Linked DNA regions of Homo sapiens: region 2 is linked to region 1. The links are chromatin contacts, found by Hi-C or POLR2A ChIA-PET in ENCODE. All regions are on one chromosome and are shown on one strand. Each heading gives the region's core, a stretch centred on a gene start or an enhancer-like site at or near the end of the contact. The rest is flanking DNA. Distances are from core to core; before and after follow the strand shown. Region 1 holds the start of OSTF1 (osteoclast stimulating factor 1). Region 2 holds the start of PSAT1 (phosphoserine aminotransferase 1).

Region 1 (4,621 bases), core at 1-2,500:
GTTTTTTCTTTCCCCAAATATACAATTAATTTACAATATTGACTGTTATTTTGAACTTATGCCATTGGCTTCCTTGTGTGCTCCAGTTCTTTCCTCCCACCGAAGATTCAATCCGATAGATCAGGGGTAGGAAAACTTTTTCTGTAAAGTGCCAGACAGGAAATGCTTTGGGCTTTGCCAGCTGCTACTCAACCCTGCTGGGTAATGCGAAAGCGGCCACAGAAAACACAGATGCAAATGAGCGTGACCGTGTTCCAGTAAAATTTTACGGACACTGAAATCGTAATTTCATGTAATTTTCACGTGTCACAAAGTATTATATTTCTTTTTATTTCTTTTCAGTCATTAAAAAAAGTAAAAAAAAAAAAAATTCTTAGCAGGCCTTACAGTAACAGGCAGCAGGCGGGCAGTAGGTCATCACCCCAACGCTAGAGGAATGAGACCATATCGATCCGCGAGGATCAAGTCCTGATCCTGTCCCTGGCGACTTCTCCAGGCTGCGCGGTCTCTTGGAGGCAGCGTTCCCATTTTCAGGATTATTCCGGGGCGCTAGAGCACCACGCCACCATGAGTACACGTCCTCCTCGGCAGGCCACCTATCAGCTCTGTGAGGGTGGCAAGAGTCCAGGCAAGGCTTTCAGGGCGCAACCAAGTCCCGGGCTCCAGCACAGAAACCCTCTGGAAACACCTCCAGGCCCCAGCAAGGCGGCGCGGCGCGGCAGGGGCGAGCAGGTACGCACTCACCTGGCGCCAGTTCGAGTCCTCCCAAACACAGCGGCAGAGGCGACAGCCAAGCGCGCGCCTGTACCCAGTGCGCCGCTACCCGCAGCTCGCTCCCCGAGAGGCCCACAGCCCCTTTCCCCACGCTCCTCCTGGGTTAGAGGGATGCCAGGTAGGGGCGGTCACCAGAGGCCCCTTTTCTCTACTCTCGGCGCCGGGTTCCAGCCCCCGTTGGGGCGGGGCGGGGCGGGGCGGGGCTCCGGCTAGCTTGGCCTCTTCCGCGCGCCCCTGCGCAGCTCCGGCCCTTCCCTATCGGGAGCGCGCGCGGCCCGCGGCACTGCACTGGCGCACGCCCGCTTCGCCCTCGCTCGGCTCCGGCTGGTTCCGCCGCCGTGCGCGCCGCCCGCGCTCCTGCTGCGGCGAAGCTGCCAGCCCGGGAGCCAATTAGCGCTCGGCTAGGCGGGGTCCACTTCCTCGTCGGCCCGGCGCGCGCTCTGGACTGCTCCGGCGGCCGCGGGGCGGGGCGGAGCACTCGGCGGAGCCGCTCTGCCTGCGTCCGCTCTTCCCGCAGCCAAGGGTGGGCGCCGGTCCTAGGAGGCGCACGGTTGTAAGCCAGACAAAAAGAACTGGGGTGCCCGGAGTGCCAGGTGGCGGGCAAGCGGTGGGCTTTTCGGCGGGGTCTTTAGGATTTGCAGCTCCAGGAAGCGAGATGTCGAAGCCGCCACCCAAACCAGTCAAACCAGGTGAGGGAGGTAAGGTAGGCGCTTGCCAGGTCCTGCGACCGCCGCGGTGCCGGCGCCTCCTCTGCAGCTTGGCAGGGAGGACCCGGCGCGCACCCGGCCCCGAGCCTGGCTTCCGAGATCGGCCCCACCGGGATGGGCGCTCTTAGTTTTGCGTTCGCTGTTACGGAGGAGGGATCGATTTTGATAGCAAGAGGATTTCGAGGATTAATATATATATATATATTTAAAGGGGAGTAGCCCTCACTTTTGCTACGTTGTCATTCGCTGAAACTTTCAGAGGGTGTGATGGCAACGTCCCATGGAAGTTTTCCGGAAAGACAGGGCCATTGATCTCCCTTTAAAAAATGTCATGAAATGATCTTTAGCCACTTCCTCTTTTCTCAGTGTTTGTCACTGTCAAGTTAGGGTTCCTGACCGGCCAGAGCGAACGGGAAGTGCAATCCCTGCAGGGTGGGGTGGGCGAGCGAGCCTCCCTCGGGACTTAAGCGTGGAGCAGCGTTTGAAATTGACCTCGGGATCTTGGGAAGAGCGTTTAGAAAAAAACCCTATACTCGCGCTCCTGGTGGAAAGAATCTAGGATGCGGCAGTGATCTCAGCTGTTGCTATTTGGAAGTGTCATTTTATCATCTCCTTTGCCTTTGCTCTCCCAAAGACGTTGGCGTGCTAAACCTGAGAGGGCTGAGATTACTAAATTCCTCAAAGCAGTTTTCTGGGCGGATTGTCCTTGTTCATTTTTGCTCTGTTCTTAGAATATTTTCTGTGATATGCAGAAATAAGATAATTGTAAAAGAAACTGACGTATTTTAATTAAAAGTTGTAACATACTGTTCCGCTCATTCATTTGGGTAGGTAATTAGAAAGGACTGACGTATTTCAATACTTTAACAACTCTTACGTGCATTCATTTGGGTAGGTAATTAAGGGAAATACAGGAAATGGAAGATAAATGGCTCCGATGTATTCTTGGGTTTTTTCTTCCCATAGTGTAATTTCGGTATAGCGAAATGCTGAAATTTAATCCATTTACGTCAAATTTTGAAGTAACTTTCTTTGCAAGAGATGAGTTTCAGTGATTACTTTTTTCCTTGATTTTCCTAAACTCTATAGCTTTCATACTTATCTAGTTTTGTTTCTTTGCGTTCCTGCAGTTGGAGTATGAAGTCCCTTTATTTGATAATCATGTACGTACGTATGTGGAATAGTGCTTCACTGAGGACTGACATCTTGGTGGGCTGAGTGTGAAGGAAGTTGCTGAGACTGGCTCTGCCCTGGGCAAAGATGGGGCACAGCTAGAGTTGGGTTCTGCATTGCATTAGATGTGGAATCTGATGAGAAATTTCCATTTTAAGTGCATATGTATGAGGTAGCTTTCTAAACTCAGGTGCAAATCAGGACCTTAAGTATCTAACAGTGCAGAGTTGTTCTTTGATAGCTAAACAATATTTTATTTATCTTATTTTTTTCTGATCACCTGCTGCCAGTTGAAATACGTTAAAGAATGCCCTTTTTAAAAATCTCTTCATGCGTATTAAATGCTGTCTATATTGCAAATGGAGGGACATTGACAGGTGTGTGTGTGTGTGTGTGTGTGTGTGTGTGTGTGTACACAGTAATGTATACATGTGGGTTCATTCACACTTGGGGGTTTAAGGGTCATCCTGTTACTAATTGTGGATACATTCCCAGGAACCTCCTTTCTCCTTCACATCAGAAAGCTTATGGTTAAACATGACAGGTGTTTAGAGGGAACTTTGCATTTTATTTTATTTTAATTTGTTTTATCTGGTCCTTGATTCAGGATAAAGGGAATTTTGAATCAACATTAATTTACAAATGAGATCCAGACACAAAGTTACCATAGAAATGGGTTTGCCAGTTTAGTAATTTACAGTGAGAAACATTACTGCCAATCAGAGTTGAAACTTTGTGTGGGCTAGCTTAGTTGAAGAAAAAAAAAAAGCGATGGCCAGGAGCAGTGGGCCATGCCTGTAATCCTAGCACTTTATGAGGCTGAGGTGGGAGGATTGCTTGAGGCTAGGAGTTTGAGACTAGCCTGGGCAACATAGCAAGACCCCGTCTCAACAGAGTACAAAAAACAAAAACAGAAATGTCCTATCGTAGTACTGTCCCACATTTACTGTGTGTTAGGCAATGGTATAGTCACTTTACACGTGTTAACACATTTGCTGCTCTCAACAATCTTATGAGATCAGTACCATTATATTGTTCCTGTTGCACAGATGGGGAAATAAAGATGCGCAGAAATGTTATTTAACTTGTCTAAAGTCAACAGTTAGAGTGGGGGATGTAGCAGGCAGTATTAAAACCCAGGTAGTCTGGCTTTGAAGTCTGCACTTTTTTTTTTTTTTTTTTTTTTGAGACAGACTCTCGCTCTGTTGCCCAGGCTGGAGTGCAGTGGCGCGATCTCGGCTCACTGCAACCTCCGCCTCTCGGGATCAAGCAATTCTCTGCCTCAGCCTCCCGAGCAGCTGGGATTACAGGCAGCCCGCCACCATGCCCGGCTAATTTTTTTTTTGTATTTTTAGTAGAGACAGGATCCAGGCTGGTCTTGAACTCCTGACCTTGTGATCCACCCTCCTTCGCTTCCCAAAGTGTGGGATCACTGTGCCTGGCCAAAGTCTGCACTCTTAACCATTTGCTATTCTGCCTTAAGTCATAGTGCTCCATTCACACTGGCGGTCAAATGTGTATTTTAGAGCTGGTGGTCAGGAAGTCGAAAGGGAGGGGCCTCTGGTCTACAGACTTTCTTGTCACAAATGCACATAAAGGTCAGCCCCTGGTTGACAGCAAGGAGAGTGGTGTGGAGCTTTACTTTCTTGTCCTGCAGGCAAGCTGCATGGATAAAAATCTCCAAAGACAGCATGGGATTGGGGGCTTTGGGGTTGTATTTAATTTTTTGGTTTGTTTAAACCTTGCCTCATTCCAAAAGGACTTCTAAAAATACACATGATCTGAGAGAGAGGAAAAAGTAAAGATAAAGCATGGTCATCTAGAGGAAGGGAAGAATAGTAAGATGAAACAAGAGGAAAAGCTAGCTTACAGACAGACCTGCATGTGTAGTAAGGTCACTGTAGATTTGGCTCTCAGCTGCAAGCAGAGAGAAAAATCTCAAGATTCATAGTGCTCATAAAATTAAA
Region 2 (7,210 bases), core at 2,833-5,332, 3.2 Mb after region 1:
TAAAAAAATGAAGCAAAGTAGGCAAGGAAATAAACTGAGGTAAAGAGAGTAGGATGGATATCTTTTCCTATCTGTTGGGGTCAGAATAAAGAAAGTAATAGGACTTTGACTTTTGGTTTCTTTTTGCTACATAAACTATGATTACTGCCTCTCTCCCACTTTTTAAAATTGTTGTTTGTTTTTGAGACAGGGTCTCACTCTGTCACCCAGGCTGGAGTCCAGTGGCGCAATCTTGGCTTATTGCAACCTCCGCCTCCCGGGATCAATCATTCTGTATGACTCCGCATACAAGAGGTACTTAGAGTGGTCGGATTCATAGAGACAGGAAGTAGAATGGTGGTTGCTGGAGCTGGGGGCAGCAATTCTCCTCCCTCAGCCTCCTGAGTAGCTGGGACTACGGGTGCGGGACACCATGCAAGGCTAATTTTTAATTTTTTTTTTTTTTTTTTTTAGTAGAGACGGGGTTTCACCATGTTGGCCAGACTGGTCTCAAACTTCGGACCTCAAGTGATCCGCCTGCCTAGGCTTCCCAAAGTGCTGGGATTATAGGCGTCAGCCACTGGGCCCAGCTTCCCTTCCTCACGTTCTCTGGGAATAATGATAAGGGAAAAGGATCTTTAGCTCCAACTACAAAAAGGGCAGCAGAAATAATCTTGTCTCATTCCAAATAGATTTTCTCCCCTGCTCATGTTGCCTACTTCTCTTCTCACTGCTCTCTAAACAGGATGGCTGGGTCTGATTGGCAATCGCAGCAGAGCCCAGCATCTTTCACATATAGAAGTACTCAATGAATAATACTTGTGAAAATTGAATTTCTGCCTTTTTACGAAATATGTATTTCATAAAGAAGCTTCTTTGTACTTGCTAAATGAGAATCTACTAAGAGGGAAGGATCCCTCCCACATGCAGGGGTTCCTCTGGACTGTCTTTTTTTTTTTTTTTTTTTTTGAGATGGAGTCTCACTCTGTCTCCCAGGCTAGAGTGCAGTGGCGCGATCTTGGCTCACTGCAAGCTCCGCCTCCCGGGTTCATGCCATTCTCCTGCCTCAGCCTCCCAAGTAGCTGGGACTACAGGCGCCCGCCACCATGCCCAGCTAATTTTTTGTATTTTTAGTAGAGACAGGGTTTCACCGTGTTAGCCAGGATGGTCTCGATCTCCTGACCTCATGATCTGCCTGCTTCCGCCTCCCAAAGTGCTAGGATTACAGGCGTGAGCCACCGTGCCCGGCCTGGACTGTCTTTATAGATCAGTGCAAAATAGGCAAGAAGGACAAAATAATATTTTGAGATTAAATTATGTTTCCTCCTTTGCTGCTGCTTTATTCAAGCACTTAGCTGAGGGTGTTCCTTGTTGAACTGGAGGAAATTTGGGGGCAGAACACTATAAACAGTCCTTCAGAGAGCTTGTTACCTGTAGGCTCAATAAGGCCTCAGATAAGCTGGAGTTTGCCCCTCAAAATATTGATCTGTACAGTGTTTTGCTGAAATTTACATTTGTAGATGTTTAAAAATGAGATGTCACATAAAAATCTGGGTTCCTGGGTTTTCTTTCAAAACGTGAAGACAGCTCAAGCAACTTCATTTGCCTGCTTGGCAACAACCAGCTGGATCTGAACTTCAGCTGTTGCATTTAGGATGGCATAATAATCAGGATAATGTGAGCTGCTGTAACAAATCGCCTCTCATATTTCAGTGACATAGCACAAAAGAAGCTGATTTCTCACTTACATATGACAAGTCTGGTGCAGGTGATTCAGGGACCTGGGGCTCCCTCTTTGCTGTGTCTCCACTGTCCTTAGGGGCCAGGGAGTTTTTTGTTTTCAGCCTGTGGAATGGGAAAAAGGAAGTGGAGAAGCACACCCATTTCTCAACCACCCTGGCCTGAAAGTGACACACATCCACTTGGCCCACATTCCACTGGGGGGACCCAGTCATGTGGCTCACCTAGATGCAAAGGGAGCTGGGAAACATGAAGCCGGTTTGAGCAGCCACTTCCTGCCATCAACCCTATCCCATGGATGGGGGAATCATAAATGTGCAGTGGCCGCGTGCACCTGTGCCACAAATGGACAGGTGAACTCAATTTGCCACAGTTCCCACTACTTGTTTCATATCCCTGAGTGGCCCCTGGAGGCATTTGAGTTTGTGGCTCTGGTTTAAGGTGTTTGTGGGCACAGTGTGAGGAAGAAACATGGAAAAGACAGATTTTCTCTAGACTGAAAAGGAGATTGCCCAGGGGCGGGAGGAAGACAAACAGAGGTCAGTGGGTCCTGAGGCTGACTGTATGTGTGACTTGTGTCCCTGAAATACCATCTTGGAAACTGCAGGACCCCCGGGAGGAATGGCTGCAGGGGATGTCTTAGCAGATGAGACAATAGCCACCGCCACCCCACCCCAAATTCCTGTGCCCCTAGTGGGATACAGAAGTAGTAGGTTGCTCATCAACCCAAGCAGCCACATCAGCTTGGGCAGTGGAAACAACTCAGCCATATCTTTTGGGAACAGAGGACCAAATGGATGTGCTGTCCCTTCTCCCAACCCACTACATGGGACTGTGTATAGCCCTGGTGTTAGGAACTAACTCCAGGAAGGATGAAGGCTGACTCCCTTAGTCTCCAGTAGATAAGCTGCTAGGGGCAGCTACTAATATATAATAACTGAGTTATTTACGTAAAATAATGGATATGTGATGCTTCTTGCATGCCTGAGTTTCTGGGCTGAGATTTATTCTGTCTTGAATGTCGCGGTTTTCTTAATGAAGTTGCTGAGGAACGCAGGGGCCTTGTTCATTTTGCCTTTTTCTGGAAACTTTGTCCTCCAATTCCCAGATCCAGAGCAGTGCCTCTGCTCTCAGCCCCATACCGCCCACATTCTCATTAGGAAAAGCAAACAAAAGCCAAAGTCCTGTCCAGTTACAAGCCTTCTCTAAACGGGGCAGTTGGACTGTATATATTCCTGGCGCATCAATTTTACTCAGACAGGGAAAATATTTTTACATTAAAAGAAACTAGGTTAAATTATGGTAGAGAATGCAAAATTCACAGTTTAAAAATGATGAAATTCCAGACTTCAAAGGAACTTCTTTCTTGCAGGGTAGGGGGAGGGTATTCTGTTTCAGAACCCCATGCGGGTCTCCACTGGAGTTCTTTTGAGAAGGACACTTCTGTGGAAAAGTTTGAGCAGCTCTGGCCCTGCGCCTGGCCTGGCTAGGGGCCACCTTCTTCTGGTTTGGGCTGCAGCGCCCTATGGGTATCGCGTTCTTGTTAATATCTCCTCACGTTTCTAAACTCACAGCTTGTCAGCGCGGGCGCAACCTGAGAGCTGTCGCAGGTTTCCAGCTCACTCGTTTCCCAAAGGAGGAAATGGAGAATCAGCGACTTTAAAGGACTTGCCTGGCGGGCATCCACGCTTCCCAGGCTATCGCTCCTCCCTGCGTCCTTGGCCACCTCCGTTCTTTAATCCTGCAGGAACTCAGGACCCACGTGCAAATACAAAGAACCGTATCCACCCACCCCCGGCCCTTCTTCATCCTGCGCTTCCAACCTTGGGGGGGTCCTCTCTCTCCACTGGGGTATCTGACGCCCGTGGGGGGTGCTTAGAAAAGTTTGGTAGATTAGTGACTGGTGGTTCTGGAACAAATACATCACAGCCCAAACTGGGGGCTGGTGGTGGAGAGGTGGGTGGATGGGGGCTACAAATCTGCTCGGCAACTGCCCTTTCAGCCAAGAGAGAGGAGCTGAGGTCCTCTGGGGTTGGAGGACTGGAACCGGCCAGATTGCGGGCTCAAGGGGCGAAGGCAGGTTGGCAGGGGCAGCCTCTTCCCGCCGCCCACAATCCTCGGGCGGGCGCGCAGCCGAGCCGGCTCGGCTGGCTGGCGCAATCTCGCGCGCTCCTTGCATTGATCAAAAATGGGGGTTGAAACAGTAAACGCGAGGAGGAGCAACTGCTTCGACTCGGCTCAGAAGCGCGACCAATGGGGATGTGAGCTCCTTCGCGCGAACCAATTAGCGCAGGGCCTGCGACAGCACGGGCCAATGGGGCGCCGACTCGGCGCAGGAACAAGGCGGGGGTTCGGGGCCGGCTGCAGACTCTCACCGCAGCGGCCAGGAACGCCAGCCGTTCACGCGTTCGGTCCTCCTTGGCTGACTCACCGCCCTGGCCGCCGCACCATGGACGCCCCCAGGCAGGTGGTCAACTTTGGGCCTGGTCCCGCCAAGCTGCCGCACTCAGTAAGTCCCCGCGAGCGGGCGCCGGGAGTGAGGTTCAGGCGGGAGCACGCACGCGGGTGGGTTTGCATCCCTGCGTGTGGCAGTCGGATTCCCGCTCCCTGCCTTGAGTCCCCTAGGCGCTTTGCATCAGCGTGCACAGCGGGATCAGCAGCTCCGGCAAGCGGGCTTCGGGAAGAATGCAGTTGGTGAGGAAGCTCGGCGAGGCGTGCCCGTGCAGCTGCCCCTGGCCCTGACTGCTGGTGCGAGGCAGTGCACGACTCAGCTGGCCGGGGCCTGCTGTCCCGCCGGTGCCACGCACCTGCAGACGCCCGGGCTGTGCCATCTCCTGGGCCGGTCCGGGGGCTGGGGCGGGGCGAAAAAGAAAAAGCTCTGATCTCTGCCTTCGCCTCGCGCAGCTGTGCGGCGAGCCCGGGCAGTGTGGAGCGGATGCATGAATGGACATAGTGTGAATGAGTGATGAACGGGAATGAACCGATGACAGGTTTTGCATATGCAGTGGATCACGTTAGCTGAAAGGGATTGCAAACTTAAAGGTCCGCGTGTGCGTGCCCCCCTACGCCTTACACCAGTGTTTGCTTTAGCCAGCACTTAGGAACACTGCTTTTCAGAAATGTAAATTTGAAAACCTTCAGTCCAGCTTTCCCCTCCTTGTCCCCCATAGAACCTACCCTTTCCTAAAGCCTTTCTCCCCACCCCCCTCCTTTTTTTAACCTGCTTGTCCCCTAAAGGCGTTCGAGTATTCTAACTCTGGTAGACTTTGGGCTGCTTAACCCAATTCCCTGTTCATTTCGTTCTGGAGTAAACCGAGTGATTGAATTCTCTCCCGGGCCACAATCAGATCTTGCTGGTGGAACTCACTCTCTGCCTTCCCAGGCCCCAGCCCGGCTCCTCCCCTCCCCCGCCAAACCCACCGTCCCCAGCCCCACCCGCAGTGAAGAAGGCAAAGTCTCCGATGTGCCTTGAGCCCATTGTCAGGCGGCTGCCGCCGCCGTTAGATTTTTATTTTTCTAACCAGGATAGAGCTGATAATATGTTGGAGCAGCATGAGGCATAGCCAAGTATTTTACAATTATCAATTGTTGAGCAGAGTAGAAATCTCCCTGGGACAGAGCCTCCTCTGTGTTGTGGTAAGAACAGAGAATCCAATTTTAAAGGGGAAAGGACTTCTTACTTTTCTAGGGGCAGCGCTCACAGTAGCTGAGAGGACAGGGCTTATTTTTTCTCAGTGGTTACAGTTCATTTTAGGCGAGATTCCCTGCTCCAGCTGTGGAGATGTTTCCTGTAGCCTCCTCCTGCACCCCCCATGTTTTGGAGTGTTCCCAACGTTTGTTCCCTATGTATTTCGTTATTAATTTATTACTATAATTGTAATGGCAATTGTCATCAGTAATACAATTATTTGTTATTAATTTTTCTGGGAGGATTTTTGCCCTTGGACTGCATGTAACCTGGGGGGCAGGAGGGTGAGGGGGCAGGCAGATGTTGCTTTTTATGTATTTCCTTGATTTAGTTGAATTGTAAATATTAGAGAAGCTTTCAAACTTCTTTTGACTGTAACCTACAGTGAAAAACATGTTTACAAAATGACAAAGTATACACATTCAATTGTAACAAAAATAAATGCCTTATGAAATGATGTGTAGCCTAATTACCTGTGACATACACTATTTTGTATTCTATCCTGCTCTAGTCTGTTCTGTTTCATTAAAAAAATTAGTCGTGAGCTGGGTGTGGTGGCGCACGCCTGTAATCCAAGCAACTCAGGAGGCTAAGGTGGGAGGATCTCTTGAGCCCAGGAGTTTGAGGCTGTAGTGAACTGTGATTGTCCCACTGCATTCCAGGCTGGGTGATAGAGCAAGACCCTGTCTCTTAACAAAAAAAAAAAAAAAAAAAAAAAAAAAATTGGTTATGATCCACAAAAGCAATGCATTCTTCAACTGGAAAAAAAAAAACCTACTGGATTAGGGAGGTGTGATTTTTCAGTAGGAGTCTTTAAAACTGTTTGTAATTATTTTGGTTATAAACTTTTATAGAACTATTTTCAATGAATGCTGTCTATAAGAAAGATACAGTCTCAGGAGCAAGTTCAAAGATTATTCACAGATGAATGTTTCTCTTTACTAAAAGAAAAGATTCACTCTATTTTATTTGATCAGCTGGTGCTAACAAGCATCCAACATTTCAGAAAACAATAACACATTCTTAGACCCAGTCGTCAAGGCAGTCTTTTTTTTAATCTAATTCTTTTTTTTTTTTTTTTTTGAGAGAAGTCAAGCTCTGTCACGAGGCTGGAGTGCAGTCGCTTGGTCTCGGCTCACTGAAACCTCCGCCTCCCGGGTTCCAGCGATTCTTCTGCCTCCGCCTCCTGAGTAACTGGGATTACAGGCACCCACCACCAAGCCCAGCTAATTTTTGTATTTTTAGTAGAGACGGGGTTTCACCATGTTGGCCAAGATGGTCTCAATCTCTTGACCTCATGATCTGCCCGCCTTGGCCTCCCAAAGTGCTGGGATTACAGGCGTGAGCCACCACGCCCGGCCTTGTCTAATTCTTTATTGTTAAAATACTGTTTTTTGAGACAAGTTGCAATCCAGTTTAGGTTATAGCTGTGTTTTAATGATGCCCTCCTTAGCAAGCATCTTAAAAAAAAAGGTGCCTCCTATCTGTAGACCTTCTCTGGCTGGTTGCTTTTGCACTTATTTTGTGTTCATTTTTAAAGCTTTTCTTTTTCTCTTTATTTTTTATTAAGGGAATCCTCACATACACAAAGATAAAAGTAGTGTAATGAACCTCCAAGGACCCATCTCTGAGACTCAACAATTATCAACATTGTGCCAGTCTTGTTGCAGCACCCTGGGACGAATCTTATTCACAGCAGGCTCTTCCTTCTTCCTGCCCACCCCACGCTTCCCAGTCTAGCACCTTAGACCAAAAGAGATCGGAAAATTGAGTTACCTGTATAATCTGGGCATAATTTTTTTA

The links. Hi-C counts contacts between places; a loop is a spot of excess contacts on that map. ChIA-PET counts read pairs that join two places held with the same protein, here RNA polymerase II (POLR2A). Pooled maps may share reads with other maps.
Region 2: a loop to region 1 is called in a map of ascending aorta, with 4 times the contacts of the local background. The contact joins the promoter of PSAT1 here to the promoter of OSTF1 in region 1. A Hi-C loop is called at or near these places in 1 of 168 maps with a recorded cell type or tissue (ascending aorta) and 9 of 50 pooled maps. POLR2A ChIA-PET finds 5 or more read pairs at or near these places in 1 of 52 experiments (OCI-LY7).

What each region holds. Positions count from the first base shown.
Region 1 is chr9:75,087,264-75,091,884 of GRCh38, forward strand. It overlaps OSTF1 (osteoclast stimulating factor 1), which reads left to right and starts at 1,251. Exons shown (of 10, transcript NM_012383.5): 1 at 1,251-1,463. The coding sequence starts at 1,430. NMRK1 (nicotinamide riboside kinase 1) reads right to left here and starts at 892. Exons shown (of 9, transcript NM_017881.3): 1 at 745-892. RefSeq lists silencers at 762-1,361, 1,552-1,641.
Region 2 is chr9:78,293,043-78,300,252 of GRCh38, forward strand. PSAT1 (phosphoserine aminotransferase 1) reads left to right here and starts at 4,083. Exons shown (of 9, transcript NM_058179.4): 1 at 4,083-4,228. The coding sequence starts at 4,169. RefSeq lists enhancers at 3,169-3,438, 3,329-3,912, 3,913-4,496 and a silencer at 4,449-4,688.